2 separate regions of the Mus musculus genome follow, and region 1 is linked to region 2. A link is a loop called in an ENCODE intact Hi-C map of the cell type or tissue named here. Cell type or tissue: heart. All regions are shown on one strand. Region 1 overlaps Gm32130 (a long non-coding RNA gene). Region 2 has its middle 23 kb from the start of Gm32130.

What was found. A loop is a pair of places that touch in the nucleus more often than their neighbours do. Peaks named below come from ENCODE experiments on the same cell type or tissue, not always from the same donor. Only the 100,000 strongest peaks of a DNase experiment are listed, where the experiment ranks them.
Region 1: a loop joins it to region 2, with 2.1 times the contacts of the local background. A loop is called at or near these places in 11 of 42 quality-filtered maps.

Annotation. Positions count from the first base shown.
Region 1 is chr16:95,768,447-95,770,946 of GRCm38, reverse strand. The region is part of intron 1 of Gm32130 (a long non-coding RNA gene); the gene reads left to right. Among named protein-coding and RNA genes, the nearest start is that of Gm41509, 28 kb to the left of the region's middle. In heart, no CTCF peak of the experiment used is centred here; a DNase peak (open chromatin) is centred at 1,076; H3K27ac peaks cover 276 bases.
Region 2 is chr16:95,824,288-95,826,787 of GRCm38, reverse strand. No RefSeq gene overlaps it. Among named protein-coding and RNA genes, the nearest start is that of Gm32130, 23 kb to the right of the region's middle. In heart, no CTCF peak of the experiment used is centred here; a DNase peak (open chromatin) is centred at 1,537; H3K4me3 peaks cover 884 bases; H3K27ac peaks cover 2,194 bases.

The sequences.
Region 1 (2,500 bases), 56 kb after region 2:
CCCTCAGGGAGGCTTGGCCAGCATCCTCACTTGTGTGAGAGGAGATTTTGACACCTGTCACCAGTCACTTTGTCTTTGTCCCTGCTCCTCAGTTTTGCTTTCACAGAGCTGGTCCTGGGCTTCCAACCTTCCTACCTGACTCTTTCCTAAGATGGAGCAGGGCTTCAGGGGCTGTGTCACTTGGGTCAGGAAGCCAGGCTCTGTTGCCTGAGATCAGCCTGTGCTGGGTAAGCCACTGCTGTCTTCATCTGTGACAGGGAGAATGTAGGAGACTTAATGAGTCTGTGTTTGCCAAGCTCTTTGAAGACTCTCAGAGCTCATGAAAGCCTGTGCTCATTATAGTGAAAGCTATAGCTGCTCTGGGCTTTAATGTTGTTCTTCCCTTGGAGGCCTGACAGGCTAGCTCTCACTCACATGGGTAAGACCTCAGTGGGTGCAGAAAGATGGGGGTGGGAAGAAGTGGTATGCATGCTCTAAGTGCATGTGGGGTGTGTGTGTTTATGTGTATGTGTGGGGGGGGGCTGTGGGGGAGGGGTACATGCAGTATGTGTGGTGTGTATATATATGTGTGTGGTCTGTTGTATATATAGTATGTATGTATGTATATTATATGTGTGTGTGCTGTGTATGTATGTATAATATGTGTGTGTGTGTGTGTGTGCGCTGTGTATGTATGTATGTATGTGTTGTATGTCTTATAGTGTGGTACAATGTGGGTAGTGTGTGGTATGGTTGGTGTGTTGGGGTGCGTGGTATATGGTATGTGGGGATGTGTGTGGTGTGTGGGTATGTGGTATGATGTGGTGTGTGTGCCCTGGTGTGTGTGTGTGGTGTGGTATGTGTGTGAGGGATATGGGTCTGTGTATGTCGTGTGGTGTGTGTGTGTCATGTGGTGTGTGTTGTATGTTGTGTGTGCTGTGGTGTGCGTGTGCAGGGTATACGTGTCTAGTGCGTGGACCTGGGCTTCACTCCCGCAGTGACTGTAAGGGGACAAAATCCCTTGCTTAGGTGCTGGCTCTGGCGGCAGCAGTGAACTTTTGTTCTGAGAACACCACCCACACACAGTCGGTTGCTGCCAGGAGCTGTGCCGCCCACACAGGATCAGTCAAGCCGGCATGAAAGAAATGAGCTTCCAACTGGCTCCAGTTTAAGTTTCTTTTCTTCCCTCCTCTGGAACAGCTTGAAATTGCTTCTCTTCTTTGTTGGGATCCCTGGAAAACTTCACCTCTCCTCCACCTCCAGTGTACTCCCTCCCTCCACCTCCTACCCCCTCCCCTCTCCTCCCCTAGCCTCGACCCACACCCACCTGTCCCCAGTCCAGGGATCCAGAAGCTGATCTGCACCCTTCACCATCTGATCCCGGGCTCACTGTTGCCCCTCAGTGCCCTGCAAGTCTAGCAGATTCTAGATGAAGCTGGGCAGAGGCAGGCCTGCACTGCCTACAGGTGAGAGGCTTGTTAGGGTGAGGACCAGAGATAATCCTTCACACCATCAAGGAGCTGGTGTCCCGAATTTCAAGCAAGGTTTCCTCGTTCTTCCCGGGGCAAGCAGGCCCTTTAGACTCCATTCTCTGGGCTTGAGAGCACACAGTGACACTTTCCACCGAAGCTCCAGGTAGACAAAACAGAGAGGAAGGTGCACCGAATAGGGTTAGCAACCAGGGCACACTAGGTTGTGAGGAGGCACGCTGGGGAGGCAGTGCATGAGAGCTGGACCTACCTGCTGCTGCTGCCTCTGTGTGCTGCCTGGGAGTGGGGTGGGTGTGGGTGTGGTTATGGGAAGGGCTTCTCCTGTCTGCCTTTTTTTTTTTTTTTTTTTTTTTTTGCCACCTTCTTTTACTGGCTACCAGCAGCAAGGTGGTCCAAGGCTTTTCTAAAAATTGAGGTATTGAGGTGGGTTGTTGCTCAGTGGTTAGAGTACTTGCCTAGGTACCAAACCTGGTTTCTTCTTATCACATTAAGATGTCTACGATATCCCACAATGCCCCACACTAAACATGGTTTGAAAAGTTCACATTAGGGGCTGGAGAGATGGCTCAGTGGCTAAGAGCAATGACTGCTCTTCCAGAGGTCCTGAGTTCAATTTCCAGCAACCATGTGGCTCACAACCATCTGTAATGGGATCTGACGCCCTCTTCTGGTGTGTCTGAAGACAGCGACAGTGTACTTACATACATAAAATAGTCCACTCAGTTCACAGGTGTGGGATCCTGGCACTCCTCCTTTTGTTTCTGGCCTCGGTGGCTTGCCAGCTGCGTCATGCCATGCACCCAAGCTCTGCTCCATCTCAGGTCCAGTAACTACTTCACCCTGTGACTGGGAGACTTCCCATTTCGTTGTTTTTTCTCATCAGCAATGGATGGCTGTGACCTTTAAGTGCTCTTGCTTAGCAGGATCCACCTTGTTTTTCCTTCTTCCTCCGGTGAGCTGGTAGGCTCTGTGTAGTGTCCTGACTGAGTAAATCCCCACACAGCACCTGAGAACTGGGATATCGGCACCAT
Region 2 (2,500 bases):
GGGCAACAAAGACTCTTTCCTTGCTGGTCTCCGTAGTAGAGACTCTTTCTTATTTTTTTTAAGATTTATTTATTTATTTTATGTATACGAGTGTACTGTAACTGTACAGATGGTTGTGAGCCATCATGTGTTTGCTGGGAATTGAACTCAGGACCTCTGCTCGATCTGGCCCAAAGATTTATTTATTATTATTATATATAAGTACACTGTAGCTGCCATTAGACATACCAGAAGAGGGCGTCAGATCTCATTACGGATAGTTGTGAGCCACCATGTGGTTGCTGGGATTTGAACTCAGGACTTTCGGAAGAGCAGTGCTCTTAATCGCTGAACCATCTCACCAGCCCTAGTGGAGACTCTTTACGTCATGTTTTCTCCAGCCTTCACTTCCTGAAGTTCTAGATGGTATCAAAGGATCCTGGCTTCTCCCTAAAGCTTTGGACTGTCCTGTAGAACTTGAAGATAGATGAGTGTGATTATCAGACAAAAAAGGTTGAATTTACTTATCAAGTTGATCGGCTACATAGATACCACATTTCAGACTCACAGACACAGCAAGATACTTCCAACCATATCTTTTTCAGATTGAGAAAAATCAACTTGAAATCTCCACAATCCTGGGAGGCAGAAATATAAGCAGAGCTGTGTGTTCAAAGGTCACAAGCAAACTGGAGCCCCCCACTTTCCGCAGGCTCTGGCTTCCCTCAGTATCCCACAGAAGTTCTCTGACTTGACAGCTACCAGGGATCCAGTGAAATTCATCTCTTTCGCCTTAACTTCCTTACTTCTAAAAAAAAAAAAAAAAAAGGAGCCGGACAACCCTATACTGTGAGGTACAGATTAAATACGCTCAGCAGTTGCCATGGTAACCACCCTAGCTAAAATGTCTTTACTGTTATCACCAACATCGTTAGTAGTGAGAGTTTTTCCACTCATGGGCTATCATGAGCCTGGGGATCTGCAGCCAGGGCTGGCATTCTAGAACAGTCTTTCATGCCTTTGGAGGTGGTAAGAAACTGCCATTGACTTGGGGAAAAGAAACCATTAGTGTTTTGCTCAAAAGTGTTCTCCTGACAACTGTGGAAACCGTATATATCATACAGGTAACACTAAATGAACCGAGATATATATGAAGGGAGGAAATGACAGTTTTAATTAAAAAAATGTTTACCTGTGACAGGGGCAAAGCCACATTTGTAAGCTTTGAGAAATTCAGATGGATGATTCTCACCAAAGACTCCAGGACTGGTCAGGACTGACTGCAGTAACACCCTGGTGTCTCAGAGGATTGGGAGGAAAGTCTCATTTTGTGCCCTTGTCAGTCCACTGCAGGCGGCACGGGAGAGCTCTGTTTATCATGACCACTCACAGGGCTGGCTTCACTCTTGGACATTTGCCAGGTGCCAGGGCAGGAGTGGGGAAGGGAAGTAAGATCCTATCCTGGTGTCAGGTTGCTGCCTCTGCCAAGAAGTACTTGGATCACTTCTGTTTGTCATTCGGCTGGGAACCATGGGCTCCATGTACCCAGGAAGGAAAGGGGTGGGACCCAGTGAGCCCCTGATCTCCACCCTAGGGTCAGACCACAGGCAGGGCAGAGACCATCTGGTCACCAGGCTTTGTGTGGAGCAAAGGCAGACGAATGTTTTCCTAAGGGGCCATAGGAGCCATATGGCCCCTGTCCTAATGTTCCGACTCCTGGACTCTGAGATTACACTGTGGCTTTTATAAACAGAATGGTGGTATCTGTGTTCTCATGAACTTACAAAAGCAAGCGGGCCAGGGGACCCCTCAGAAATCTCCAATGTTGTTTTTCAACAAGCAGGAAGAGTTGGGTGGCATCAGGAAGAGCAGGGGACTGCTCTGCAAGTGAGCATGGTCAGAGTTGCAGCGGTGTCTGCCCAGTGTCTGTGTTAGTCTCTTAGGATCTATTTAAAGTATGGGGGGGGGGGGTAAGGAGGAGGAGGAGGAAGTGGAGAGGAAGAGAAAGAGGAGAAATAAAGGAGGCAGGGAGGAAGGAGAAGAGGCAGAGGGGGAGGAAGAAGGGGGAGGGGAGGGGTAAGAGGAGGAAGGAGGAGGGGAGAGGGAGGGAGGAGGAGTGAGAGGAGGAGGAGGGAGGGAGAAGGGGGAGGAGGAGTAAGAAGAAGAAGAGGGAGAAAGGAGGAGGAAGGAAGAGGGAGAAGGGAGAGAGGAGGAAGGCCTCAGTTTTAGAGCTGTAAGTTTCTTGTTTGACATGGTGGACTAGTGATATTTAAAAGTGGAAAGAAAAAGTTAGTGCCCAAGGCATAAATCTTTTTAACAGAGTTTACGAGGCCCATATTCTCAAATACTCGATGTGTTCTAAAAATGCCTTCGGAAGCTTCTTTAGGGAGAAGCTAAAGATAGAAATTCCCTCTCTCCCCCTCTCCTCCCATAAATACACATGCACACACACAAATTGCCCACTGTGTGCCAAATTCTGTTCCTGGCCAAGGACATTGGGGGTAGGGGTGGGTTGGGATAA